Linked DNA regions of Homo sapiens: region 1 is linked to region 2. Evidence: chromatin loops called from intact Hi-C (ENCODE). Cell type or tissue: mammary epithelial cell. All regions are shown on one strand. Each heading gives the region's core, and the rest is flanking DNA. Links, peaks and the distances in the headings are about the cores only. Region 1 overlaps CYP46A1 (cytochrome P450 family 46 subfamily A member 1). Region 2 overlaps CCDC85C (coiled-coil domain containing 85C).

What was found. A loop is a pair of places that touch in the nucleus more often than their neighbours do. Peaks named below come from ENCODE experiments on the same cell type or tissue, not always from the same donor. Only the 100,000 strongest peaks of a DNase experiment are listed, where the experiment ranks them.
Region 1: a loop joins it to region 2, with 6 times the contacts of the local background. A loop is called at or near these places in 3 of 110 quality-filtered maps.

What each region holds. Positions count from the first base shown.
Region 1 is chr14:99,727,008-99,741,030 of GRCh38, forward strand. CYP46A1 (cytochrome P450 family 46 subfamily A member 1) reads left to right here. Exons shown (of 15, transcript NM_006668.2): 15 at 1-294. It also overlaps a transcript of EML1 not described here. Among named protein-coding and RNA genes, the nearest start is that of CYP46A1, 50 kb to the left of the region's middle. RefSeq lists a silencer at 3,114-3,233 and enhancers at 4,555-5,414, 10,523-11,333, 12,145-12,955. In mammary epithelial cell, for the core only: a CTCF peak has its summit at 3,093; no DNase peak of the experiment used is centred there; H3K27me3 peaks cover 614 bases.
Region 2 is chr14:99,509,838-99,524,907 of GRCh38, forward strand. It overlaps CCDC85C (coiled-coil domain containing 85C), which reads right to left. Exons shown (of 6, transcript NM_001144995.2): 3 at 12,296-12,403; 4 at 7,251-7,346; 5 at 6,351-6,449; 6 at 1-5,498. The coding sequence ends at 5,409. CCNK (cyclin K) reads left to right here. Exons shown (of 11, transcript NM_001099402.2): 11 at 320-2,603. The coding sequence ends at 945. Among named protein-coding and RNA genes, the nearest start is that of CCNK, 36 kb to the left of the region's middle. RefSeq lists enhancers at 1,467-1,968, 1,969-2,468, 2,469-3,469, 11,911-12,470, 12,471-13,032. In mammary epithelial cell, for the core only: a CTCF peak has its summit at 8,750 (motif pointing right); a DNase peak (open chromatin) is centred at 8,774.

The DNA of each region.
Region 1 (14,023 bases), core at 1-8,000, 210 kb after region 2:
CCCTAACTCTTGCTCACTCCCTAAAGCCCTCTTCAGGGGTCACCTCCTCCAAGAAGCCCTCCTTGCCACCCCCCGCCGGCAGGGGCCCCTCCTCTGTGCTCCCTCGGTCACCTGTGCTACCTCTAACACCACACTGACCACACTGTATCGTGAGTGTCCGTTGACGTGACCAATTGCCCTGCCAGGCTGTCAGCGCCTCAAGGGTAGGGTCTGCGTGTGATTTGTCTCTGAGCCCCCTGTGCCCACCCAGGGCCCGGCACAGAGTCGATGCTCAATAAATGTGTGTTGACTGCATGAATGACCTGGAACCAGGCCATGCGCTCTCGCCTCAGCTTGCTCGTCTGTGAAAAGGGGGAGATGCGGAGGCTGGCACAGCTTTGGAAGCCACCAGCCCGCAGATGCCCCGCAGATGCCCTGACAACGCTGCCTTGGGAGAGACTGCCCCAGGTTACCAGCCTGTTCCCTGTGCTGTATTCACGGCCATGCCCCTGGGTGTTGTGTGAGGTTGGGCCTGGGTGGGTGACTGGCTCTGAGAGCTGGATTTGAGAGGTCAGAGAGGCCCCTGGGCCTCTCTTGGGAGCAGCTTGGTGGAGCTGAGCCCCGTGCCTGTGGGCACCTGCTGCCCTCCTGACCTGGCAGGGGGGCAGGGCAGGTGAGACTGCATCCCTCGTGGTGGTGATGGGAGAAGCCGTCCCTTCCTCTCCAGGGCCGTGTCCTCTGAGCTCATCCAAGGAAGAGGTCCTGCCCTGAGTTTCTCCTTCGGCCATTGGGAGCTTGTCTTTGTGCAGAGAGAAAAAGCGCCCTCATGGCCCGGTGCGGTGGCTCACGCCTGTAATTCCATCACTTTGGGAGGCCAAGGTGGGAGGATCACCCGAGGTCAGGAGTTCAAGACCAGCCTGGCCAACATGGCGAAACCCTGTCCCTACTTAAAAATACAAAAATTAGCCGGGCATGATGGTTGGGTGCCTGTAATTCCAGTTACTTGGAGTCTGAAGCAGGAGAATCGCTTGAACCGGGGAGGCAGAGGTTGCAGTGAGCCCAGATCGCACCACTGCACTCCAGCCTGGGCGACAGTGAGACTCCGTCTAAAAAAAAAAAAAGAAAAAGCTGCCCTCTCCCCTGCCTGGGCCATGTGCCCCCTGGGAAGACCCCCTCCCCAAACAGGGAAGGCACAGATGTGTGCCGGCCCGTGATGTGCATTGTTGGCCTCCTTCGGTCCTTGCCGCAGTCTTGAATGATAGCTCCAAGGGATGGTCCCATCAAGCAGATAAGGAAACTGAGACTCAGGGGCGGGAGTGACATGCTCAGTACAGGTGGGGCCTGGTGTGGCTCTGAGAATGGAGGAGACAAGTGTCTGGGTTCCCAGCCTGCCCCTCTCCCCAGCCCAGGTGGGCCCTGAGAATGCACACCCCGGCCTCTGGGCAGAGGGTCGGGCCCCGGGATGCCTCGAGAACTGCAGCGTTCTTGCAGAGCGAGGGTCCTCCTGCTCCCCTAGCACCTCGCCTGACCACGTGGGCACCTGGCCAGCCCATCATCAAGCTGCACCCTCCACCCTCTCCATTTCCAGCTCGCTGTCTGAGGGGCCCCCAAACTCACCACTCACTTTGAGAATGGTATGCCCGGGCTCAGCCTCCAGCCACCTGGTCAAACTCATCCCTGGCCAGAAGCAGCCCCTTCCCACAGCCACCCCAAATGCTGCTGTCTCCCAGCGTCCTGTTCCCAAGCCCCCAGCTGGGCACTGTTCCCCGACCTGCTCTGCTGTGCCCCCCACTCCGCCCTCTGCAGCCCTTCTCTGAGTCTCTGAGGTTCACCAGTACCCACACACCTGCCCACGCTTCCCACAGTCCATGCCCTCTGCCTCCTGCTGTGGCTGGGCCTAGTCCCCACAGTACAGCACCTCCTTCACAGTCCATCTAAAAGGGCCACAGGCCACCAAGCCTCAGTACTGCAGCAATGCAACCCAGCATTGTCTGGAGGGGCCTGGAGGGATCGGCTCCCTCCAGAGACTTCAAGTTCCCGGCTTGACCATCCCCTGATTTGGCAAATATCTGTCTGTTGCTGAGCCTGAGCCTTCACACCATGATTTCTTCAAATCCTGCCAGGAAACAGGAGCCAACTATGCCCCATTTCACAGATGGGGAAGTCCAGGCCAGAGCCACAGCTGGGCCATAGTGGAGTCAGCACTTGAACCCATGGCCCTTTGCATCCAGTGGCCTTCCACAGGCTCAGCATGCCCTATCCCTGCAGGCCTGGGCTTGTCTTCTGCACGCCCCAGGAATCCCAGATGGCTGGGAAGTGCAGAGCCAGAACCCCCCAGCCCCACTGTCACTGCCGGTGGGGCCATCCTGCCCTTCCTTTCTGAGCCACTTCCTCTTCCATAGACTGGGCTTTCTGTGAGGGGCAGGTGGCTCTCAGTCCATGCTGCATGGGGAAGCCACCTGGGCCAGGTGAATCAGCCTCTGGGGTGGGGCCCAGAAACTCTTCTTTTTCTTTTTTCTTTTTTGAGATGTAGTTTTACTCTTGTTGCCCAGGCTGGAGTGCAGTGGCACAATCTCTGCTCACTGCAACCTCCGCCTCCTGGGTTCCTCAGCCTCTGGAGTAGCTGGGATTACAGGCATGTGCCATGACGCCCAGCTAATTTTTGTATTTAATATATTTTTTTAGTAGAGACGGGGTTTTACCATGTTGGCCAGGCTGGTCTCGAACTCCTGACCTCAGATGATCCACCCTCCTAGGCCTCCCAAAGTGTTGGGATTACAGGCGTGAGCCACCGCGCCTGGCCCAACTGTTTTCTTTTTAAGTCTCCCAGTAGATCCCAATGTGCATGGGCCGGTGCCGCCAGTCCAGGTGAAGCTGACCCCCGGGACCCAGGCAAGATGGATAGGATTAAACCCAAGGCTGTGCAGCAAGGCTACCTGGGGTCAAATCCTGCCCCCACCTGCCTGGGCCTCAGTTTCCCCATCTGTAAGGGAGGACAAATAATAGGACCCACTTCCTAGGGTTGGAGGGGAATTAGTGTCCACACGAGGGTCGGGCTCTGGCACTGTGAGTCTGGTCATTGTCACCTGCAGGGAAGGGAGGGCTTTTCTGCAGGCAAGGCGGCGCAGTCCCCGGAAGACCCGCACGGTGGCGCGCTGGCGCAGAGCTCGGGCTCGCCCTCCCGCCCAGGCCGAGCGGGCGGCGCCGGCCCCAGGCGCGGAGGGTCCCGAGGCGCGGAGTGGGTGGGCCGAGGGGACGCCAGCCCCGCTCCCGGAAGCGGGGTCAGCGGGGAGGCCGGGGGTCGGCAGTGGCAAGCTCTGGCCACGGCGTAGGGGTGGGATAGCCACCCCCATTTCACAGATGGGGCTCCCGAGGCGCGGTGAGGTCTGGCAGCTGCTGGGGGCGCAGGCACGGCCCCCCGGGCGGGTGTAGCGGTCGCTTGGCGGGTGGGTCCGCAGGCCTCGCCGGGAGCCGGGCCTGGGTCTGGGGCGCTGGCAGGCCGGCCGGGAGGCGCGCCGGGCGGGAACGCGCAGCTCTGGCGGGAAGTGCGTGGGGTCGGGGGGCTCGGGCGGGGTGCAGGCTGCTGCTGCCACCGGGGAGGCCCGGGGGATGCCCTCACTAAGCGGCTCCAGAGACTGCGGGCCCCGCCCTGCCCTGCCACTCCCTCTCTTGTGACCTCGGCCAGTGGCAGCCTTTTCTGAGCCTGTCCCCTTCTCTGTAAACCTGGACGTGTTTGATCTACGCTCGCGTCCCGGCAGGAGGCTTCCAGCCTGCACATTCCTGGGGGCCCGCCTTCCCCAGGCACTAGCTTACCCAGGGCTGAGCTGCTGAACTCTGAAAACCTTTGGAAACCTCCCTGCCCTCTGCCCTAGCGACCTGCGGCTGGAGACCCTGAGCTGGCCCAGCCCTCTAGGGTGCCTAGGAGCCTAGGCTGGGTTGGGGGTGGCTTCAGGAACCTTGGGCTGCCGGGTGTGGGGTGAGAGCCTTGGCCCAGCTATGGCCAGGTGGGAGGTTTTCTTCCTCTGTGCTCTGGGTGCTGGGGCTGGAGGCGGTGGCTCTGCTGGGCTTCAGTGACAGCCAATGTGGGTAGACAGAGGACCATGCCCTGTGTCCCAGCAATTAGCTGCCCACCTGGGAAGGTTCTGGATGGGACTTGGCAGAAGCCTGAGCCGGCCCCTCCTGGCAGTCCTGGCTGAGCGGGCACCGAGCGCCTTATGCTGGTCCAGTCAGTTGGAGTGACTAAATTCACATCTGCCCAGACCTCACCCTGGGCTCCGGACCTCACCCCGGGCTCCAGCCTCACCCCGGGCTCCAGCCTCAGGCATCTCTGGATGTCCAAAAATAACCCCCACCCCCACCCGCACCCTCCCCGGCAGTCACTGGGGGTATTTCTGGCAGACGGAAGGGGACTCACAGTGGGAGGGAGGGTCATTTCTCTGAATCCAGGGCCAGGGGTGGGGAGGGACAGAGTCAAGGCCCTGCCTTGGCTTGGAGCTTTAAAAACACTCATTTCTTCTGGAACGCAGCCTCTCCCCAGTAAATCCTTCTCACCAGAGAAAACCATAGTCACCTACCTGGTGCTCACTTCTTGGGCAGCCCCTGCGGGGACCAGACCCCGGGTGGCCAGGCAGAGGGGTCCCCCCCACCCTGCGGGAGGCAGCCTGCTAATTCTGGGTGCCAAGGGTAAGGCTGCAGGTCCCTGTGCAGGACACCTGCTAGCTGCATCCCGTTTGGAGCCTGCCCTGGATGGGGCTCCATGGGCCCAGGGCGAGGCCAGGCAGAGACCGGCATGAGCAGCAGCCCGCACAGGAGCACCCTGGGCCCAGGGCAAGAGCCCATCGGCCAGTGGCAGACACTGGGTGAGGATCCCCGATGATTCGAGTCACACTGTGCTGGCCATGAGCGTCAACTGTTGGGCGCGCTGTACGGCCAACCCTGAGCCAGCTTTCCTGTACCTCCAGGCCCCTGTGCTACAGACGAGGCTCCGAGAGGTGGCGGCCTGCCCCATCTCAGGGCCAGAGGGCAGAGGGTGCGGTGGGCTGTCCCTGGGGCCCTTGCCCCTGCTGTTGAGCCCAGGAGCCTGAACCTGGGAGGCCTCCCCATCACCTCCCTGCCCCCTCCCAAATGACAGTGGCTCCTTGGCCGCCACCCCAGAGGTGAGGGGATAGCCCAAGGAAGCCAGGAGCTGCCCACACCCTCAGCCCAGGAACACCCGGTGCAGCTGCATGCGCCTCGCGGGCTTCTTTCCTGGCTGGGAGCCTGGACGCTGGGAGGGTTGCCCAAGGCCACCCAGGCAGCGGTCAGTCAGGGGTGCCTGGGCTGGACAGGGGGCCCTGGGTGTTTGGAACCAGCTCGCAGAGCTTTGCTGGAGCAGGTGCACGTGTGTGCGTGCATGTGAGCCCCACGTGCAGATGTGTGTCTCTGCGTGTCTCTCCGTACCTCTTCGTGTTCCTGTTCCCTTGTCTCCGGGTATCTGTCTGGCCCCCAGTGTGTGAGGCTGTGCGGATGAGTCTCCACATCCGTGTGTGTCTCATGCTCTGTGTGGAGCTGGTGTGTCAGGCCTGACCTGGACTACAAGGAGGTGTCTCTTTGAACCCAAGGCAGTGGACAAACATCAGACGCGTCGCCGTGGGCTGGGCCCCTGCCGTGTGGCATGCGTTCTGTCCTCACCCCACGTCCAGCGAGATGGGCTAACCTGCCCAAGGCCACACAGCCAGGAGCTTGGGGCCATCCAGTGTGGACATCCATTGTCCTTCAAGTCGTGGCCACCAAGGCCCCACGTGAGGCTCCCTGCTCCTCACCTGTCCTGGCTCTGTGTACAGGGGGAACCCAAGTCTGAGGGGTCTCCAGCAGGGAGAGGCTGCACTCCTGAGGCCCAGCCAGGGCCGGGTGAGTGCGGGGCAGCAGGTGTCAGCGGTGGGGGAGGTACGGGTGGGAAGCGGGGCCTCTTCCCTGACCCCCGCCACACTTGGCTGCCCCTCCACCTTTGATCACTGACCCTCCTCTGTCCCTCCAGGGACACTTTCCCGCCAGTGCTGGTGCTGGCTGGCCAAACAGTGTGGGAACCCAGGGACTGGCCTTCCTCCAGGCGGTGGCAGCCGGGGAGGGGCCTGGGCACACCGTGGGTGAGCAGTCACTGCAGAGCCTCCCCTGGGAAGTGGCATGATGCTGTGGTGTCTCAGGGAACCCAGGAAGGGCACTGGCTCTGGGCTGGGCCCCACAGGCATCAGTATATGTGTGCCCCTCCCTTTGCCCCATGCCCTTCCAATGACCCCAACTCCTGCCCGACCAGATTTCACACCACTGTCTGGCCATCTCGAACCATTCCTGGGTGCCCGAGCTCTTTCCCACCGCTAGGCCCATCTTATCCTATCCATCCCCATCCCCATTCCTCACTTCCCAGGTCTCTGTGTGGATGACTCTCAGAGGTCCTCGCTGACCACCTGCCCTTCCTTCCTGACCTCAGTTCCTTCACCAGCGCCCTCCACCCACAAGCCTGTGGGCCCTGAGAGGCTGCCCCCAGAGCTTGTTCAGGCCCCTGCAGCACCTGCCCCATCATGGTGACCGTGGAGTAGCTATTGAGACCAGCCAAATCACACATAGGTGAGCCCTCGGGGGCCAGCGGGCACACAAACTGTTGCAGCTTCAGGGTGAGCTGCAGGAGGCGCATCATGCACACACACACCCGACACGCAGACACACTCCCGCACGTGGACATCACAAGCTCCCATGGGCACACACACCCACACATTCTCACATGCACACGCACTCCCCCACACATGTGCCCGCTGCCATGCACCCGTGCACACACGTGCATCATCACACACGTTCACTTACACATCCTTGCATGCACACACTCTCCCACACGTGCCCACTGCACCTGTGTACGTGTCCCAGTGGACACACAGGCATCACACACACATCCACTTACACACATTCTTGCACATGTGCAGTGGCCTCAGGAGCAGGGGACTCTAGTTGTTTATCCCCAACACACGTTCCCATGATAAAGAAAACAGGAAGGGACTTGGAGCCAGACACAGGAAGGGGAAGTGGCCGGCCACAGGGAACCAGCTCCAGCCAGTGGACACTGGGCGGTCTGCTTGGGTGAGACACAGGGGCAGCCAGACAGATGGCCGCAGGGTGGGGAGCTGGAATGCCCCTCCGTGGCATCTTGCCCTGGTTTAATCTTCACCACAGCCCCAGTGGGCATCACCCCTTCTAGGCAAGAAACCGAGGCTGGGGCCAGGCTTGTGCCCGTCACCCAGGAGGGCTGCTGGAGCTGGGATTTGACCTGGGTTCACCTGACACCAGGCTCCTCCCAGCCCTGGTCCCGCAGCCCACTTGGGTGAAGGTGAGGCCTCTGTCGGGGAGGCGGGTGGTGTGGCGGGGCTCTTTTCTGCAGTGCCAGTTTGTCCAGCACCAAGATGCATCCCACACCTGTAGAACCCCGGGTTGGACTCTGGCAGTCTCATAGGGGTTCCTGGGGGGTCAGCACTGGCCCCCTCTGTCCCACAGCGTGCCCCTCCATCAGCCCAGCCCATCCCATCCCATCCCAGGGAGCCCAGAGCAAGGGTGACAGGAGTTGAGACCCGAGATGTGGCCACAGGCCCTGCCTGGCATTGACCCATGGGCCTGGGTGTGCCAGACAGCAGGCACTGAGAGGGGCCACAGTGTGTGAAGCCCATACAGCGGGGTGGGACCTAGGAGACAGGTCAGCCCCCAGTCCATGCCTCCCATTCCCTCCAGTGCCTGACACCAGCTGCCGCGCCAAGGCAAAGCAGAGGTGCCCAGCGAGGGACTCACGCCAGTCCTTCCCTGGTCACACCCCCTCCCCGGGGATACAGATGCCACCTGTGCATACCCGAAGTCTGCCAAGTGCCGCAGAGCTACCTCAGTTCAGCCCACAGCCGGGCAGGCGGGGCTCCTCCCACTTTGCAGGGGAAGACACTGGGCTTCTGTCTTTGCTGACCTGCACCCGATTTTCTCCCTGCCGCGCCCTCACCCCAGCCCAAGGCACAGAGCACCGTGGTTCCACCTCCGCCCCTCCCCCAGAGTTGTCCTGGAATCACACCTAGGGGATGCGGAGGGACGAGGGGAATTTTCGGGGTGGAGGAGACAGTTCCAGGGGAGGTCTGGCTTTGTCTTTCTCTTTTTTCTCTTAAAATTAAATTTTCAGTTAGGAGGAAAGAAAACTTCAGTTAGGAGGGACCCAAGATGGCCACCAGTCCTGGTTTGTCTGAAGCTGGTGGGGGGTCAGTTTCCAGGATCCATGGAGGACATTCAGGGCTAAAACAGGGGAAGTCCCAGGGAAACGGGACAAGTTGGTCACCTGGGAGGGACCCCACAGCCATTTAACCCTACATGATGCTTGAGCTCCCTCCGCTGTGTCCCCGCCCAGCAGCTGCGCAGCCCTGCTTGAATACCATCAGTGATGGTGAGTTCATTATCTGACAGGGCAGCAAGAGCCAACCAAGAGGGGGACACAGCCAGGACTAGGCACTGACCACAGTGAGGTCGGAGTTGGCAGAGTGGAGTGTGGGGCAAGGGAAAATGGAGCAGGGCCCCTGAGCTGCCTTTAGGGGCAGCCACAGCTTCCCACGGAAAGAGGAGGACAGAGAATTCCTAGGCCAAGGGAACAGCACAGGCAAATGCCTATACCATAGAGATTGAGTTCTTTCTCTCCGATGGCCAGTGCAGGGGTGAAGCGTGGAGGCTGTGACTTCACAGCCTTCTTCCCCACCCCACCCACAGATAGGGCTTCCTTTGGAAACATGGAGGCCTCGTCCTCCTGCCTTCACTCCCCAGGTCCCTGAGCCAGAAAAGGCCTCAGTGCAGATGGAAGAGCTGCCAGGATGCCCCAGCACGCTGCTCCACCCGCCTCTCATTTTCCTGAGGCTCATTAGTCCTCAGCACCAGCATCTGCCCCCTCCTCCAGGAAGCCTCCTCTGACTTCCCCAGCCCTGAGGCCTCCCCTGCCATAAGCATCATCCTTCTTCTCAGGCTTGCTGCCACCTCCAGCCCTGCCAGCGACCCCTGCCACCTCTAGCCCTGCCAGAGACCCCTGTAACTCTTCAGCCGGGCTTTCTCACCTCCACACCTGCTGGCTTCTCTTCCTAGAACACCCTCTATTCCCTTCAAAAAACTTTCTGGGCTGGGTGCGGTGGCTCATGCCTGTAATCCCAGCACTTTGGGAGGCCGAGGCACTTGGGGATCACTTGAGGTCAGGAGTTCAAGATCAGCTTGGCCAAACGTGGTGAAACCTTGTCTCTACTAAAAGTACAAAAATTAGCCGGGCATGGTGGCAGGTGCCTGTAATCCTAGCAACTCAGGAGGCTGAGGCAGGAGAATTGCTTGAACCTGGGAAGCGGAGGTTGCAGTGAGCCGAGATGGCGCCACTTGTACTCCAGCTGGGCAACAGCAAGACTCCATCTAAAAAAAAAAAAAAAAAAAAAAAAAAAAAAAACTTTCTGGGCTGAGCACAGTGGCTCATGCCTGTAATCCCAGCACTTTGGGAGGCCGAAGCACAAGGATTGCTTGAGCTCGGAGTTCAAGACCACCCAGAGCAACACGGTGAGACCCCCCCCCCGCCTACAAAAAATAGCTAAGTGTGGCAGCACAGACCTGTGTTCTCAGCTAGGGAGACTGAGGCGGGAGAATCACCTGAGCCCAGGAGGTTGAGGCTGCCGTGAGCTGTGATCATACCACTGCACCCCAGAGTGACCCTGTGGCAAAAAAAAAAAAAAAAAGAAAGAAAGAACTAACTTTATTTTCACTTAAAGATAATTCAAATGCCTGCTCTTCCAGGAAGCCCTCCTGGATCTCTCAGATTGAGTTTCTCTCCCTTCTCTTTAAGCCATTTCATTCCCTCTGGTCTCTGCATACAGAACTAGGTAGACCTAGGGCCTGGGGGGCCCAGCAAAGCCCAACCCTGGGGTGATGCCTCTGGGATCTCCAGCCCTTGGCTGGTCCTGCCCTGCACTTTGTGGGGACCAGGGGAGGGGCTGGATTGGCTCTGAGCCAGGTACACAAGAGCATACTAAGAGCTTGCTGGAGTGCATTCTTTCAACCAGTTTTTCCTGAGCACCCACACTCTGCCAGGACCACATGACTGCCCCTGGGGATCCTGTCTCCATCCCCTGTCGACCCCCAACACGTGGCACACTCAGCACACAGTAGATGCCCGAAGTGCTGGCTGCTTTTGGCCAAACAATCAAAGGCAAGGGACGGCCTTCCTGCAGCCTTGGAGACAGACAGCCTGGCTCCAGATCCTGCTCACGCCCCGTACTGACCCGGTGGCTTGGGTGGGTCCCTTAACCTCTCTGTGACATGGACATGATGGTCGCAGCAGCTCTGGAGAGCAGTGAGATGACAGGGGTGGCCACACTTCACATAACTGCTGGTCCCGGGCATGTACTCAGTGGTAGCATCACTTGTTATTCTCCTTCCCTAAATGTCCGTAAACGTCCCTTGCTGGCTGGGTGGAACCGTTCCCAAGGAAAGAGTGTACAGGCATTCCCAAGTCCCCAGGAGCTGGAGTCTTGGGGACTGACCAAGCACCTAAGGGTGCAGTGGCTTCTCAAGCAACATCCTGGGGCTGCCCCAGAGAGGCCCTGGGCGGGGGAGGGCAGTGCCCAGATTTATCCACCAATCGCACAGGCTGCTGGCACTGAGCACGTTCTTATCTGCCCAGCCCAGCATGGGGGGGTGGCCAGGCCGGCCGGGGCGGGACGCTGCCTGGGGCTGGACGCGGAGGAGCCCCAAGCCCTGCTGGGTGGGTGACAGCCGCTGAGGCTCTGAGTGACCCTGCAGGCTGGTGGCCAGCCGGCCGCCCATCTTCCACACCATGTCGGACGGCGAGGGCCCCTCCGCCGGTGAGTGGCAGCGCTATATTTACCCGCTGTGGCTCCGGTTGCAGAGCCAAGGCCGCCAGTCGCCGAGGGCACTGGGGCCCCCGCAGGCTGCAGGCAGCTGTGAGCTGGACCCCCTTCCTCCTTGCCCGACGCCTGGGGGGCCTGTGCCGCTGGAAGGGGGGAGCTTGACTTTCAAAGCTGGGTTCCGCCACACCCCCTGACTGCCCAGTGTAGCCAGTGCAGGAAGCTGTGCCTGATTCAAGCTCTCCTGGGGCTGGCAGCCGGGGCCAGAGCTGACCCAGGACAGAGGGGCAGGGGCTGCGACGGGACCCATGGGTGGGCTCAGGATGCCGTGGGCCACTGGAACCGCATGCAGACGAGTGTGTGTGAACACTTAACGGCGGGGGAGAGCACACAGCTTCCGTCTGATTCCCCAAGTCTGAGACCTCTGGGCGTTCTGAGTCCCTGGTCCGGCAGCACCAGGCAGGCCCTCTGTGTGCCCTCATATCCTCTAGGTTGAAAATGGCCAGCGACACAGGCAGGCAGAAGGGCGATCAGATTCTGGGGTCTGCCCACTGCCCTTTGCTCTGCCTGAGGCCAGAGGCTGTGGTGGGGACTGGCCACCTATGTGCCTGGCTGGCTGCCCCCGGCTCCTGCCAGTTACAGAGCCAGCCTTGGCGGAATGGGGGCTGGGGACGGCCAAATCCAGGGGGACTCTGGAGTCAGGCTGTCCAGGTTCAAATTCCAGTTATTTCACCTCCAGGCTGGGTGGTCTTGGGCAGGTAGCTTAACTTCTCTGAGCCTCCGTGTCCCCAGGTAAAAATGGAGACTGTGGTCCTAACCCCCCAATGGCTGTGAAAATTAAATTTATGATATTGTGTGAAAGCGCCTGTGGGTGCCTGGGGTGCACTGAGTGCTCAGGGCCCTGCGTGCTGGCAGCAGGTGGGCACCCTGGGCAGCAGATGGGCATCCCAGGCAGCCCAGGCAGCCAGGTCTGGCCTCCTCCAGCAGGGCCTCCTTCGTAAGCCACCGATTGTCGCTGGCACGTGGATTCCTTCTCCATAAAACCCCACCTCGGAGGCTCTCGGAACTCATCAGGGTCTCCTGGGGGGTGTGGGGCAGATCGTGGGTGACAGCACCCTGCAGATACCCTGTTACTAATGAACAGTGCCAGCGCCTTGGCCTGGCTGGGTAGGATTTGGAACAGAGCAAGTGAGAGTGTGAGAGTGTGTGTGTGTGTGTGTGTGTGTGTGAGAGAGAGAGACAGAGAGAGAGAGAGAGTGTGTGTGTGTGTGTGTGTGTGTGTGTGTGTGTGTTGGGGAGGGGTACATTGACAGAAGGGGCCTGACCTCACCCTCTTCCACTGGGTGCCAGTTGTCCTGGCTGCCAGAAATTGCCCGCCGGGGCTGCGGGAGCCCCGGGAGCCAGCAGACAGCTCTTTCTGGCTGGCCCTGCCCCACACCTGACGCTAACCCGGAATAGCTCTCCCTCTCCACCAGGGACATGGCCCTGGTTTTAGCAGTTTGTAAAGCCACCCGCATGGAGATGGGTATTTCAGGAAGGCCAGGACAATATTTAGCCCGTCGGAGCAAAGGAATGGGCACTGAGCATGCACGTGTGTGCGCAGCCTGGAGGCTGGGAGGTGACGTGGGCCTCACCATCCCTTCCCCATCTAGGAGAGGGTCAGCCCAGTTGGGTTGGGAGGTGGGGCTTGGATTCCAGGCTGGCTCTGTCTGCCCTGGTGGGCAGGTGGCCCTGGGCAGGCTCCAGGCTTGGTTTTCCCATCTATAGAATGCCACGTGACGGTCTTTTGTCTCTAATATGTGGGTTTGAAGTTGAACTTGGCTGGCAGGAGTAAAGGCGGCATCTTGGTGCAGGAAGGTATATTTACTTATGGGTAGAAGGGGGTCTTCTGGAGCACACAGTGTGAAGTTCAGGCCTTTCTAGGATTCCTGCCCGGCAGCAACCAGTGGTTGCTCCAAGGACACTGCTCTGAAATATTTTCACCTGTTTTCAGTAACCGATCCCCAAGCCGTGTCGGCAGTGGGAACATTCTCAGCTCTCCACTCGTGACTGGTGTGACCTAGGGCAGACTATTCAAGGGCACTGTGCCTCAGTTTCCCCATCCATTAGGTGGGGACAATACTGGGACATTAACTCCTCAACGTGCACTAAGGATTAAATGGCTAACAGCATGTAACACACCTAAAATAACGCCAGGCTTATTGTTAGTGGTTATAGCTCTTATTATTTCACCAATACATAAGCAACCTAGAGAGGGAGATGAGGGGAGCAGAGGACCCACTGTGTCCTGGACACACTGTTTTGTTTATTACCTGGAGGTGGGGGCTATCAGCTCCACCGTGTAACTAAGAACACTGAAGCTCAGAGAGGCACATGTGAGGTCACCCAGCTGGTCAATGGCAGAGCAGGGATTCGAACCCAGTTCCTCAGACCCTGTTAGCACAGAAGCCAGGTTAGGCCCCTCTTCCCGGGAGTCCCACCTGCACACCCAAGGAGGGCGAGGCTGGCTATTTTGTGGGGCTTTTTGGCTTGCACCTGAAGAAGCAGCTCTCATTTCAGGGTTGGCTAGCTCAACATTGCCTCCAATAGCTTGCAACCTGTAGAGAAAAACATAGTGCCTTGTTAGGGTGTCAGGAAAATTCTGCAGAGCAGGAGCACAGCAGGAGGTGGCCGGCCCCTGGATTTATGGCCCTGTGCCTGGGTGGGTGAGCCGGAGCTAAGGTTACCCGGGAGTCAGCACCGTATTTATAGCAGGAACTCTCCTGCATCAAGTACCGGCCCACACACCACGGCCAGCAAAGGCGCTTCCTTTACAGTTGCCTGCATTCTAGGCTTGGCTCTGTCTCTTCGGGGCAGAGTCACGTCACCTTTCTAAGCCTCAGTTTCTTCATCTTTAAAATGGGGGGTTCGTCAATTCTCTCACTGGGTCTGGAAATAGGATCTGTAAGTGCTTGGCACCTGCCTGGCATAGATGGGGCCTCAGAAGATGCTGGCTCTACACATCCTGGGTCTGTTGATTGTCTTTTCCTGCCTTTGACCTTGTGATTTACCCATCTCCGTCCTGGCCAGAATCTGCAGGAAGAGAATCCAGGTCTCTGTGCTGTAAGCTGCACCCATGCTTGGGAAAGTTTCCAGCAAAGCAACTTTACAATCCTAAGCACCGAAGA
Region 2 (15,070 bases), core at 4,346-12,345:
TTGCACTAGGAAGAGGGGGCTGGGGCCAGGGCACAAGGGGGCTTCGGGTGCTGCCGAGACTGCCTGTAGGTGGTGTGGTCAGGGCTGAGGGAGGGAAAACCCCAGGTCGTCGCAGACAGGGTGGAGGGCCTTCTTGACAGATGGTGGGGAGACATCTGGTGGCATCAGGACATGGGGCATGGGCCCATGCGTTGGGCCACAGAGGAGGCGGGCAGCTGCTCCCTGCTCCTCTGTAAAGATGGCCCTGAAGGGCCAGGAGGCACTGAAAAAGCAACCATTGCTGGCGGAGGCCGGGCACTGATGCGTCTCTCTCCTGCAGACCGGAAGCCTCCCCTCGCTGCTGCCTTAGGTGAGGCTGAGCCGCCGGGCCCTGTGGATGCCACTGACCTCCCCAAAGTCCAGATTCCCCCTCCGGCCCACCCGGCCCCTGTGCACCAGCCACCGCCGCTGCCACACCGGCCCCCGCCCCCACCCCCCTCCAGCTACATGACCGGGATGTCCACCACCAGCTCCTACATGTCTGGAGAGGGCTACCAGAGCCTGCAGTCCATGATGAAGACCGAGGGACCCTCCTACGGTGCCCTGCCCCCCGCCTACGGCCCACCTGCACACCTGCCCTACCACCCCCATGTCTACCCGCCCAACCCGCCCCCGCCACCTGTGCCTCCTCCCCCAGCCTCCTTCCCCCCACCTGCCATCCCACCCCCTACTCCTGGCTACCCCCCACCCCCACCCACCTACAACCCCAACTTCCCACCCCCACCCCCACGCCTCCCGCCTACCCACGCAGTCCCCCCTCATCCTCCTCCAGGGTTGGGCCTGCCGCCAGCCAGCTACCCACCTCCTGCCGTCCCCCCTGGAGGACAGCCTCCTGTGCCCCCGCCCATTCCCCCACCCGGCATGCCTCCAGTTGGGGGGCTGGGGCGGGCAGCCTGGATGAGATAACGTGAGCCTTTTTTCCCTCTTTGTTTTTTTAACAAGATTTTCTAATCGACTTGCAGAGTAGTTGAAGTGGGTAAGCAGCAGGGTACCTTGTATAATGCACGACAGTTGCAGTATGGGAAGAATGGACCGGGCCCCTGGGATAAAATCAGAGTGGTCCTCACACCTAGAGGACGGGGACAACCAGCTTTCAGAGTAGCCTCATCAGTGCCCTTGCAGTCTGACTGTGTACACTTGGTTCAGCTAATGTCTGAGAGTCCTGCACTGGGTTACTTTATACTAGTGAGGACGTTAACCAGCCATATTGGCTCAATAAATAGCTTCGGTAAGGAGTTAATTTCCTTCTAGAAATCAGTGCCTATTTTTCCTGGAAACTCAATTTTAAATAGTCCAATTCCATCTGAAGCCAAGCTGTTGTCATTTTCATTCGGTGACATTCTCTCCCATGACACCCAGAAGGGGCAGAAGAACCACATTTTTCATTTATAGATGTTTGCATCCTTTGTATTAAAATTATTTTGAAGGGGTTGCCTCATTGGATGGCTTTTTTTTTTTCCTCCAGGGAGAAGGGGAGAAATGTACTTGGAAATTAATGTATGTTTACATCTCTTTGCAAATTCCTGTACATAGAGATATATTTTTTAAGTGTGAATGTAACAACATACTGTGAATTCCATCTTGGTTACAAATGAGACTCCTTCAGTCAGTTATCCAAATAAAAGCAGTTCTGAAACTATCCCTTTCTTTGTTATGGGTGGAAGGTGGGGCTCCAGGCCTTCGCAGTCTGTGGCTTATAAAATGTGCAGAGGCCCTCCTTCCAGACCCTGGGGACGCGGGAGAGGCCTGGCTGCAGCTCACAGCAGCCACAGCCAACCCCACTGCCTCCCAAGGCACTCTGGGTGGATCCGCACAGCTGCCTGCCAAGCCAGCCTGCCCCCATCCTGTGCCTGCCTTGGTTTCCTTTGGAGGACCTGGTTGAGTTCCAAACCAGTTTGAAACTTTGAAGCCTTGCTGCGTAGAACGCACACAGGAACCCGGGGGCTTGGATTTGAAACCCTTTCCACTTCTGGCCTGTGATGAGACAGAGGCAGCTGGAGGAGCAGCGGCCTCACTGTCCACCTTGAGGGGCCACGGCTCTGTCTGTGGAAGGGGCCCCGACTGAGCCCCCATCTGCGGTGCTTGAGGGGCCTTGGCCCTGTCTCTGCCTGCTGACCCTGCCACCCACGACAGAAACAAGCACTGAGCACCCAGCCAGGAGGCTCACAAAGAGGCCTTTATTTATCTAGCTCAAAGTAGACACTATCACAATCTTGTTTGTTACTCCTTTTACTAAAATAGTTCAAATCAATGTTTTTACCACACTATCAAAAAGTTCTATTTCTTCTTGTCTCCCCACGTCAGAGTGGTTGAATAGAAGGTAGAAACAGGCCGGGAGTCCACGGGCTCCCAGCTCTAAACGGCGCCAGGGCAGGAAGGGGTGGCTCCAGGTCTCACTGTGGCACCTTCTACAGAAAATAGACGTAGCTGCCGGGCCCGGGGACAGAAACCAGACGTTCCAGTCCATCTCCAAAAAGCAGCACAAATACTTTGCCCCACAGTATGAAAAATATACACCTCTACCGCTCTGCAGTCATGCATTTAGTTTTAAGAAAAAAAAAAAATCAGTAGTATGTATCTTGTTTCCTCAAGTTTCAAGAAAAAAAAAATGAAAGGTCACTTTTTTCTCTTTAAACACTGATGTGTAGCTAGTAACTTGGATAAAAAGGTGCCACCCTACAAAATGTGCTCAGCATGTTCTGAGGCCAGGATGGGCTTGGCCACCTGGGCTGGGGCGAAAGGAGACCTCCATCTGTCACAGTGGAAACTGAAGCCGAGTGCCAGTGCCGCGTCCGGCTTCAAGATCAAGAGTCAGAGCCTTTGAAATGGAAAGGGGGCATCTGAAAGGGCACCCCCACTGGGGGCTTTCAGAGCTAAGGCTCCAGAAGGAAGGGGGTCGCCCTGCTAGTGACGGAGCTGGGAGTCACCCTGAGCTACAGCATGCCCAGATTTCCCCTGTGGGAAGCCCCATCTGACCTTCTACAGCCCACGGCTCTGCAACTGCCACCTGTACTCAGGTACATGGCGTCGCTGCTGCTGGCTTTTAAAATCAGCTATTAGTTTGAGATGTGACAGTCGCCGACAGGGTTCTGTCCTAGAAAGCCATCCCAGTGCCGTGTTGGCTCAGGGGTCACCAGCTTTGTGCTGCCTCCGTAACAGCAGGAGGGTTCTCAAAGCAATGTTCCACTGATCCCTGGATGCCACTGCAGCATTAAAGACAGGGTCAGTCCCCTTGAGGGGAAAGGTGGCTTCAAGGCTGTTCTCTGGGCCTGTTTGCAGGAGATCCGCAGGTACCAGGAGCCCGTACTTATTGCTTATTTCAGTGGTGGCCACGCCAACCTGACCCAAACATGATGCACACGGGCTCCCAGACTTGGCTGCCACTCAAAATGGACCCACAGCCCTTGGGCTACTCTGCGGTTCTTTGGACTGCAAGACCCAGAGGGGCCTCTGCTCAGCTGCCCACTCGGGCAAGAATCACTGGGTACCATGAGCAGCAGGTGTTCACCCAACTTCACGTGTACACCCCTAGTGACCGGGAGCGCACCACCTGACCGGGCGACACTCCTTCCCAAAGAGCCTCCTGGCAACACCCACGGCAGGAGCGCCACACCATCCCATCACCAGCACCCACTTACCCCCCTGGGGCTAAGATGGGGGGCGTGAGCCTTTCCCCTGAGAGCAAACGGGCAGCAAGAACTGCTCAGAATAGAGCCGCCAGCTAGGGAGAGGGACAGGGCGGCCATCTCCCTCCTCTTGCCTGCATCCCCAGCCCTGGGCCTGCATGAGACCTGCTGGGTAGGAAGACAGCCTCTCTGGGCTCTTCAGGTGGGGCTGAGCAGCCCCTGGAAGAGCACAGGAGTCTGACGAGGACCTGGTGAGGTCCTGGACCCAAGAGCTAGGGCTGCTTACAGTGGCATGAGCGGATGTGGGGAAGCGGCCTGTCCCCGTGCTGCAGCTGTGGGATCAAAATCCCTGTCATGTGCCACACATCACCCCCTCTAGGCCTTACTTTCCTCACACACACAGTTTTCTATTGCACTTTACAGTTTATACATGGTCATTTACACTGAAGATCTCACTTGATGCCAGAATCCTGTGAGGAGGGCCTTATGCTGCCCATTTTACTACTGAGGACACGGGCTCAGAGTGGGGAGGCAACTCTCCACCCGCAGCGACTGCAAGGCAGCAGAACTCAGCTCCACCCGGCCCGCCCTCAGCCGTCGGCTGTTGGCTCACGCCCCCTCAGTGAGGACCCCTGCCCTGTGGCGCTGGATGACCTGGAGCCATAAGCATGGCCGAAAAGGAACCTCAGAGACCTGTTTCCACCAAGAGCCCAGACAGGCTGAGTGAACTGCTAAAGGTCACACCACAAACTAAAGGCAGAACCTGGCCAGACACGCTCCTTCCCAAAAAGAACAGAACTCTCATCTGCAGCCTACACAGCTCTGTCCACAGGGACCCAAGATGCAGCCAGGCCCTGGGGGAGGTCACAGCCAACCAGAGCCCCAGCTGTGGCCCAGTGCTGCCCATCAGGAAAATCACATGTGGCTCAGCCCAGAAACTCTCCCCAGGCCCTTCCTGTTACTGGCCTGTCATGTAAACCACGAAAAGGGACGTGCCTCAGGCATGGGGCAGGAGGAGCCCAAGAAGGGCATAGCCTGGACAGGGTGGCAGGGGGACATTGCAGAGACTGGGGGGGAGGGGGATGACCTCCAAAAGCAAGGAGCAGCGGGCATCGGGTGGCTGAGCACAGATCCCCAGGTGTGAGGGCACCCTGACCTCCAAGGCTGAGGGTCACAGGAAGGGCCCAGGGCAGCCTCCAGCCAGCCACAGATGTGGTGAGTGGCCTTGTCCACATGCCGGGGACCCAGTGCTTGGGGGGCCTGGGGCCAGGCCACGGCATTTGGGCAAGAAGTGGTGCCACCTGCGTCAAGACCCAGGTAGTGGTGGTCTCTGTCCAGTGTGGGTGGCAGCCGGGGAGTAGAGGGTTTGATGAGTGGCCCCTCCATCCCAGGCAGGACAGAGGAGCCTGGACAGTTCCCAGGCTGGATCTCAGAAGCAGCCTGCAGCCTCTTGCTCATGGAGCCCAGGGCCCAGAGGGGGAATGAGGCGTCCGGGCCGCTCTGCTGCAGGAACAGTCGCAGCGTCTCGTCTTCCCAGGTTGCTGGTGTATGAGGCGGGAGATGGCGGCTTGGGCCAGTGCATCGGACCCATGGCAGCTGGGCCAGGGCGGGCAGCGTCCTATGTACAGTTCACCACAGAGGAAGAAGACAGGGGCTGGGCTGGAGGTCCTGCCCGTGTCTGGGGCCTGAAACTCCCCCTGGGGACCCCCAGCAGGGCCAGTCCACGTCCACAGAAGAGTGGCCCTACAAAGGCCCCTTGAACTGGTTCCCAGACAGGTGCTGCCGTATGGAGGGCTTGGAGCTGGCTGCATCTCCCAGCTTTCTCCAGACCACCTGTGGAGAGGAGAGAGATGTGAGTGGTGGGACTCACCCGCGTCCACCTGCCGCCTATGCACATCCGCCGCCTCATCACGGCAGAATCACCCACGTCCTCAGAGCCATGGGGCCAGGAGGGACACGGAGGCCACTGCAGGCCCAGAGACACCCACACCAGGTCTTTGCATGCCGCGCTAACTATCGGGCCTGAGCAGGTCACTGCTGGGGTGTGGCTCAGCCTTGCAGCTGTCCAGTGGGGTCCACAGGCCCCACTAGGTGATGCGGGGGAGGGGCTGCACAGTTCAGAGCCTCTCGCCCCCCCTTTAAGTCCTGGGTTCAGACCCTATGAAACTCCTTCCCCGATGGCTCCTGCAAGCACCCCCAAGGAGACCGCCGATGGTGCTCAGCTGGGTCGAGCACGGAGCTCTCCTGGGCAGCCCCAGCCTGGTGGGCTGGAGGGTTCCACCTGGACCTCCTGCTCTGAGCACCATCTGCCCAGCCAGCAGCCACAGGGGGCACCAGCAAGCTGAGAGGCCCGGGGGCCAGCACCCAGGGAACACCTGGGGTGAACAAACCAGTCCCGGGGGGGTGGGGGGCTCAAGCTCTATCCAGAACCCCAGGCACGGCACTCCTGGGGAGGGCGGATCTGCAGACACCAGGGGCCCTCTGGGAAGGGCAGGGGGCAGCGAGATGACAACGGGCCAGGGCTCCTAGCACCTCTGAGGCCTCCCCCCAGCTATCCAAGGTCACCCAGCCTTCGCTGAGCATTCGAGAAATGGAGTCCCACATGGGGAAGGGTATGGCCATGCTGGGTGGCCCTGGTCGCACTCCCAGTGCCAAGCCTCTGCCCCCCACCCCTGGAAGCCTCACGTTGCACATCTCGCGAACGATGGCCTTCTCCTTCTCACTCAGGTCCTCCTCACAGCTGTCCTGGAGCTGCCGGTCCAGATTCTCGTGTACCTCCAGGACCTGAAGGGAACGGGTCTCGGGGTCAGGGGCAGAGGCCACCGGCAGACCTCGGGCAAGTCACCTGGCCCCTGATCCTCAGCCTCCCCTGCTGCGAACCAAAGCTGAGGACCCTGAGCCGCTGGGCCCCTGGGGACAAGCGTGGAAAAAACTGAGGGGCAGGTTGTCATCTCACCCTGCTGACACTGGATGCCCTACAAGGGAAGCAGCTCATGGCTGGGCCACCCGGGAGGAAGTAGACAGGCTGGGCAAGGAAGACCCTCAGACAGGTGGACTCACTGCAACCCAGGGCCCGCTGGAGATGAGTGGGCACTCGCCACGTGGAGGGGGTGTGAGTAGGCGTGGCCGTGCATGCATGTGGGATGTCATGGGGCACGTACGTAGGAGGAAGGGGGGCATGGGAGTGGGGACTGTGCTCAGGTGTGCACAGCCTGGAGGAACCGGAGCCCATCGGACTCACCAGTCTGCACCTGCAGAGGCTGGGCCTGGCAGACCTGAGGTTAGTTCTAGCCCCACTCCTGCCCCTCTCTCTCTGGCCTTAGTTGGGTGCCTGCCCTCCCCGACCCCAGGCCTCAGTCTTGTTAGGTGCAGTAGCTCAGGGATGGCAGACAGGTGACACACTTATGACTGCCACCTCTGAGTTCAACCTCACAGTGCTCCAGGCAGCCATGGTCACCCAGCCACCCACACACAGATGAAACCTCCCACCCCTGCCACTTGGATACCCCTAGGTGCAAAGGTCCCACAGTCTCACAGTGCACCCAGCATCTGAGGACTTCTGAGGGAGCGGGTAGTGGCCCTCACCTTCATGGCATGCACGACAGCCTCGGGCTTCTGTCCTGCAGGGCTGTAGCCAGCAGAGGGGGGCGAGGGCAGCTCAGGTGCGGGGCAGGCCGGGCCCTGGGGAAGGCAATCACACATCTCAGCTCACCCTGGCTGGCTCCCACAGGAATGACCGGTGGCTCAGACAAGGCCCCCATTCTGAGGGGCCAGGGCCCAGGCAGGAGGAAAAGGGGACCGGGGTGAGGCAGAGGAGGCAGGTGTGAGGATGGAGACCCAAGGAGCCCACAGCCAGTCTGGCCAGTCCCGCCCACCAGGTCTTCTGCAGATGAAATGGTCCCTGATAGCACAGAGGCAAGAGGGGCAGTCCAGGGCCCACCCACACCTCTCAGGCTCCTCTACAACACCCCACAGATAAGACCTAGCGTCTGTTTTGCAAGGAAAGTAAGTTCAGCCTAGGGAGGGCAAGAGACCCAGATCACAGCAAGACCAGGAAGGTCTGGACTTAACCCTGGCACCTGACTCCAAACTCCCTTCCCCTGCCCACCCTGGAGCCACCGGTGGGCGAGGCCGGCTTCGCCCTGAGCACTCCCTGGGGCCTGCCTCCCAGCTGCCACCTCCCAGCCCTGCGGGATGAATTGGCTGCCAGGTGCCCAGCTCCCACATCAGGCCTTGGGGAGGGGACCCAGCCTCTGTCAGAAGCTGCGTGTCTACCCAGGGGCAGGCAGTCCCACCCCCAGCTTCCTGCCTGGAAGGGTCCATGTGGCTGGGAAGCCAGGTGCAGGGCTTCTGCCTCGGGCTGCAGTGGGGACCACAGGGGCCCAACAGAAACCAGCAGGTCACAAGATGCTGGGAGAGGCTTGGGAGGAACTTACAAGTGCCCAGAGCCAGACAGAAAACACCCAGCGGTGCCCTGTGGGCCCTGGAAGCGGGGTTTCCAGGACATCTTCGGGGCTCCCACCTCTGGCAATCCTTGGGCCAACCATGGAAGCTGAGTCTGCCGCCCTCTCTGTAAATGGGGCCCTGATGACGCCTCCCAACGGCCTGGCAAGCTCAGGGAGCTGGGCTGGAATCCCACCCACCCAGGCCTGCATCATGGGGCCACCTAACACTGCAGGGCTGGGTTCTGCGACCCTCAGGACCTGGAACCCCCTGCAGGCCTGGCAGCCAACCCCTGGTGCCCTCCCCGCCCGCCCTGGCCTGGACCTGCTCCCAGGGCCTTGCAGGTTGACCGGCTCCCGCCTCCACATGGAGACCAGGCCCCACCCCTGAGGCTAGGGGGCCTGGGAGCTGCTACCTCCGGAGGCCCCCCGAGCCCTGGGGTCTAGGAAAGCGTCATTGAGGTGGGGCTCAACCCACGCTGAGCCTCGGTTTCCTCGTCTGGACAATAGAAAGGGTCCTCTGCCCCAGGGTGTGTGCAGACCCCTAACTCCAGCCCAGGCTGTTGGGTCTCTGTAGTGTAGGGAACCCAACAGGGACGCTGGGGATTCCCCCTGGGGCAACGCAAGGCGGCACTCCCCGCGCCAGACAGCAGGGGGCGCCAGTCGCACACATACGGCCCTGGGAGACCTGGGCACCTACACCTTCCTGCACCTTCCGCTGCAGAACACAGGCCATGTGCCAGCCGGCCCCTGGCACCTCTGGCCTCATCTGCACCAGGCCCCTGGGCTGCCTGTCCTGTTACAGCCCCCGGCTCTAGGGGGCTGGGATTTCTGCAGCACAGGCAGGAGGGAAGCCAGGAGCGTGGGGGTGGGCTGTGCAAGCCGCCCCTCTCCTGCCCGCCTCACTGGGCAGTGGTGGGTGCCAGCGAGGGCATGGCCCGGGATCCTGAAAGTGACACCAGGACTAGACAAAGCCCTAGTGTTACCTCCAGGGCATTCCCGGGGTGCAGGGGCCCCCACCTGTACTAGAACTCAGCCCCCTCGGGCCACACACACCTCCCACTGACTAGGTACCCACTTAGGGCAGATGGGCCCACTGAGTCCTTGCCACACTGCTCCCAGCAGGCACTATCTTTTTACATGTTCATACATGCCTTTTTTTTTTTTTTTTTTTTTTTTTTTTTTTTGAGTGAGAGGATCTCACTCTGTCGCCCAGGCTGAAGTACAGTGGCACCATCTCAGCTCACTGCAGCCTTGACCTCCCAGGCTCAAGCAATCCTCCCACCCCAGCTTCCAGCGTAGTTGGAACTACAGATGCACACCACCATGCCCAGCTTTTTTTTTTTTTTTTTGGTAGAGATGGGGTTTCATCATGTTGCCCAGGCTGGTCTTGAACTCCTGGACTCAAGCAATCCTCCTGTCTTGGCCTCCCAAAGTGATGGGATTATAGGCGTGAGCCACTGAGCCTGGCCTACATGCCCACTTTACAGACAAGGAGAGTGAGGCTAAGAGAATGGCTTGCCCAAGACCAAACAGCTTGTAAACAATGGGGCTGGGCGCCAAACCCAAGTCTGTGGGACTCCTGAGCTGGTGCCCAAAGTGAGGATACCAGTGTGCACCAGAGAGAACTGAAAATAGACATCCACAAAATACCTGTCGCCAAACGCTCAGAGCAACACCATTCATGTGAGCCCAAACATGGAAACGATCCAAATGTACAGCAACAAATGAAGGAATCATGTGTTCCACCCACACAATGGAATAGTATTCAGCCATGAAAAGCAATGAAGACCAATACAGGGTACCTGTGGCTGGACCCTGAGAACAAGATTTGGAGTGAAAGAAGCCTGACACAAAAGGCCACACGTCATGTGATTCCATTTATACGAAATATCCAGAATTGGCAAATCCGTGGAAACAGAAAGCACCAACCAGTCGGTGGTTGCTGGTGGCTGGGAGGAAGGGGGACGGGAGTGACGGCCGATGGGTACAGGGTGTCTTTCTGGGGTGATGAAAATGTTCTACTGTGATGACGGCACAAGTCTGAGTGTCCTCCCTTAGGAGGCTGATGGGTATAAACCACCTCCCACCCTCCACTGGGCACCTGCCCTGACAGCCAGTGGATGGAGGGTATGGGCAGCAGTGGGCAGGGAGGGGGTGTCCACCCCAGAGAGTCACCTGCTTTACCCAGGGACTCTCCAGCATGCCCTCAATGTGCCCATGACCCACAGGTAGCCTTAAAGGAGACTTGCCTGGGTCTGGAAGGGCCTGTGTGCCAGGCAGTGTCTGAGCCCGGAGACGGCCCTCTCTGGATAACCCCCTCACTCTCCCCGGGGGTCCAAGTGCCAGACATGGGCTCTCCAGGCCCCAGCAAGGGCCTCTGGCCCTGGCCCCTCCACAGCAGCCACTTCTCCAGGCTTCATCGGCCCCTCCCACGAGATACCTTGACCCCTCAACCCCCACTCCTGGGGGCCTGCCCGCCGACCAGCCCCGATCACGGCCCCTGCACCTCAGTTCATCCCATTCCTGGGGGCCTGCCCGCCGACCAGCCCCAATCACGGCCCCTGCACCTCAGTTCATCCCACTCCTGGGGGCCTGCCCGCCGACCAGCCCCGATCACGGCCCCTGCACCTCAGTTCATCCCACTCCTGGGGGCCTGCCCGCCGACCAGCCCTGATCATGGCCCCTGAACCTCAGTTTATCACCCGGCCTCCTGGCCTCATGGAGGAGCGACCCCTGCACAGCCCCCACGCTGGCCCCTGACCTCTAGGCACACACAGGCACCAGGACGCACTCACCATGGGGCCCTGGCCATCCACCCCACCCCTGTGAGCCTCACTTCCTCCTCTCCAAAGTAGGGGACACCCCTTCATGCACAGAGCAGTCTAGAGGAAAAAAGGAGGCAAGAGGAACAAACCCTTTCCCAAGGCTGCCTCCTCCAGGAAGCCTTCCTGAACATTCCTGAACTCTGACAGCATTTTATCCGCACTCTCAGGCCTTGAGGCTCGGCCCATGCCTGAGGTGTGCTCTCCAGAGGCCTGCAGGGAGACAGCATCTGGCGGGCCTGGTACATGTGAGAGCTGTGCTTGCACAGCACTTCCCAACCTGCAGGCCACGCGGAAGACTTCAGGACATAGCACTGAGTAACTGCTAGCTGCTATTACTCCCTCCCACGATCTGAATGAATGAGAGGCACGGGGCATGAAGACTAAGGAGCCAGCCCCGTGAGGGCATCCCTTGGCTTTTCAGAGCCCTCCACCATGAAACAGTTAGAGCCTCGTTCAGCCACGGGACTCCGGATAAATGCTTGGAATATCGGCCATTGGCGGGCTTTGCTGCCTGCACAGGCTCTACAGCTGCATTCCTGGAGAAGGTGGAAGGGCAGCAAAAGAGAAATCGCAGAGCCAGCAGCCAGCACTGAGGCCCAGCAAGCTCTGCACCGGGGGCCTGGGGTCAGCCTTGTGGGCAAGGGGTGCAGGGAAGAGAGCAGGAAGGGGCACAGCTGCTACAAGCGCACGTGCTGCCCAAGAAGCACCTCCATACACGGCTCTGCAGGTGCCGCAACGAGAACAGCCGATGCTTCCCAAGCATCCGCTACACACCCACCAAGGCTCCTGGAGGCGTGAAGTCCCACAAGGCAAGGCCCCCAGTCCTAGGAGGGCAAGTGGGCCTGGACTCCTGTGGCTCCCCACTGCCATCATATCTATCTACAGGGCACAGTCCTGAGCTAGGTTCCACTTCCCGGGAGCTGGCTCCAAGCCGCCCACCCCATTCCCTCCAGGCCAGGTCAGCCAGGTAGGGGCAGAGGATACCCCTGGAGGCATCAGGCTGGTCATTTCAGTGCAGAATCCACAAACCTGAACCCCAAGCTCCAGGGCTGGCCGGGTACCCTCTCCCCACCGTGGCCAAGGAGTGGCACAGGCTAATGAGCTGCTCAGAGGGACAGGGGCTAGGCACGGGCAGCCCTGCGCACGTGGCCTCTGGAGACTGCCCCGCACCTCCAGCAGTGTCAACCCACCTGGGGCTCCGCCTCTAACTGCCACACTGGATGGGACACGGACACAGGGCCTAGGGCTGGGGCTGAACTCAGGCACCCAGATCCTTGTGCCCCTCCGGGCAGGTCACTGGCCCGCCTGAGCCTCAGCCCCTCATCCAGAACATGTGGGCTTTTTTGGGGTGCACACTCACGTTCTGCAGGGAGTCCTGGTAGGAGGGCGGCAGGGACGCAAGCTGGGACTCCGAGTGGTAGGGCGAGAAGCCTTTCCGCAGCGTGCGGAACTCTCCGGAGCCTGCCTGCTGCAGGGGAGAGAAGGAGAGGGGTTAGACGGAGGGCCAGGCTGAGGAGGACAAGGGCCCTGGGCATGGCTCCTCACGGCAGCAGGGGCTGCTCAAAGGCACGGCCCCGGAGGACCCCTCCACCCTCCCCTCCACACCGCTTATCCATCCCCCGAGCCGGGATCAATCGATCTTCACTCTCCCCAGCTCAAATGTCAGCGATCCACTCTCCAACGTGGGCTTTGTAAACATTTGTTGGATGGCTGAATAAACAGAATGAATGAATGAATGAAGAAGAGCCAGTGAGAGCGAGTGAGGAGAGAGTGTCTCTCCCACCCCGTGACTCACCCTGGCTCCTCCGCTCCAACTTCCTGCCCTTGGGTCCCTGCACAGACGGCACCACTCACAGGGCCTGGGCCAGCCATCGGCAGCAGATGGGGCCACATCCACAGGCGAGGCCTCCCACCTCCCACGGGTTCGGGGCTCTCTCGGGATGCTCCGCCCAGGCTGCCTCCCCCATCGGATGGGCAGGGAGCTCCTAAAGCAGGTCCTGGGTGCTGCCTCTGAATCCCTGAGAACTCGTGCAAGCTGTGGGGTTGTAACTAACTCCTGCACACAGGAGGGAGGGAGGAAGGCTTGGCCTTAGACCCTTTGCTTAAGAGCAAAGCAAACACCACCGACCCCCAGAATTTGGGGCTGGGGCTGGGACCAGGAGCCAGAATGAATCCACAGGTCCCATAAACTTCTCTGGTCAGTCCCACAGTGCCCCTCCCCTGGCCCGGCCCAGCAGAAGGCCCGGCCTTTCTTTTCTTTCTGCATCACTAAAGGGTTTTGGGTGTTTCTGGCCGAAACACCCTTTTCTACTTCAAAGGAACTGAGAGAAAGTGGCTGGGCAGATAAAACCCTGCGGAATGTCCCATAAATCAGCAGGCTGTTGAGTTACCCAAACAAACTGCAGGGGCAGGGGAGGCCCAGGCTGGGGCTGGGCTGGGGCAGGGGCAAGGAAGGCAGGACAGGCTGCAGCCATGTCTGGGGTCCCAGTTCCACTCACCAGCCCCTCGGCCTGGCTGTGAAAGATCCCACACACACCCTGCTTGCCTCCCTCAAAAGCTGGACCTGGCCCCGCACTTCTCACAAGCCCCAGCCTCACTGAGGTCCAGCTCTTGTGTTCTCCCAGCCCCATCAGAGCCCTGGCCAGGCCCCCCACTGGGGCTGGGAGGTCTCAAGAGCTTGGCTCAAGGGCCAGCAAACAGCCGTGTCCTGCGGGGGTGAGGAGGCAAGTGGATGCTCTATTACCAGCTCCCACGGAGCCAAGACAGGAAAGCAGGGATCCGGCACTGACTCCCCTCATTAAATAGCCCACGCCCACCAGACGCCGGTCAGCCAGGGCAGCCGGGCACTGGAGGCTGGGAGCTGCTTCCTGGGCCTCAGGGAGGACCTGGGTGTGGTCCAAGGTCAGGGAGGGACATAAAGGAGAGACAGAGAAGTGGGAACCAACCTTCCTGCAGGGCCCCCAAAGTGTGATGGGTTTTAGATAACCCTGGCGAGCATCACAAAGGGGTCTCAGCACGGGGGCCTTGGGCACAGCCCTGAACCATCAAATGGGACTGCCATGCCCTGACCACGGCATTAACCCTGGCTGACCCTGCCTAGGTTAACTAGAGGCACTCACGGCCCGCAGGTGGAGGTCAGATCAAGGAAAGCCCCCTCCCCACCCACCAGGTACCAAAAAGAGGAAGAGGCTACAGCCCCCACCCCTAGGCCCAGCACTCACCCTCCCCCAACCATGAGTGACACCCCTCCCCCCACCCCATCAGAGCCACCCATGCCTCTCTGGGTCACCTCTCCTGAGAGATGTACCCCTAGCTCCACTTAAGGGCGAAAATTCCAAACCACCTGATTTTCTTGGCCAGGACTCTGCAACAGTAAGAGAGTTACAAAATCTTCTCCAATGGAGAATGCATTCTAAGCCAGCACACACTCTGAATGCGTGCGTGCACATACACACAGTCTGACTACTGGGCCACACAGCCAGGAAGGGTACACCTGGGATTGGAACAGCTGCCCTCCCCTTCAGCCGGCCCTGCCCTGCCCTGCTCAGCTTCTGTTTGGACTCCGGCGTCCCTTCCTCCACATCCTCTCTGGCCCTCGACCAAATGGGCTCCCACGTGCTGTTACCGAAAACGCAGGTTTGTGCTGCCGTCCCCTCCCCTCCCCCAGATAATTTCCCTGGGAGGAGATGTGTGTGCGTGAGCGTGAGGGAGGTTTTTAATTAGCTGCACGCAATTCCCACCCTTGCCTTCGGTGAGCCTCTATAAACATTTGCATGTCCATAGAACTTTATTAGCAAGCCACAAAGCCAGGCAGGAAAAACACACAATCTCTCATTAAGGGGCAATGTGACTAATGGCGCATCAAATGAGTAACCATTATTGCACTTAAATCCAAATTAAAAATCCTGCTATGAGACAGGTCGCTGCCTTTGCAGAATGAGATTCCCTAGGATTTCCCCGAGGAGGGGAAGCAGGAGCTGAAATCACCTGCTGGGCTTGTTCTGCACACAGAGAAGAGCCCCAGCTAAGGAAGGTGCTGGCCCTTCCTCAGGGGGAGGCAGGGGGTCCACTGCCGCTCCCCAGAAACACCCACCTGCCCAGTCTTCCTCGGGTGGCTCCCTCAGGACCCAGGGAG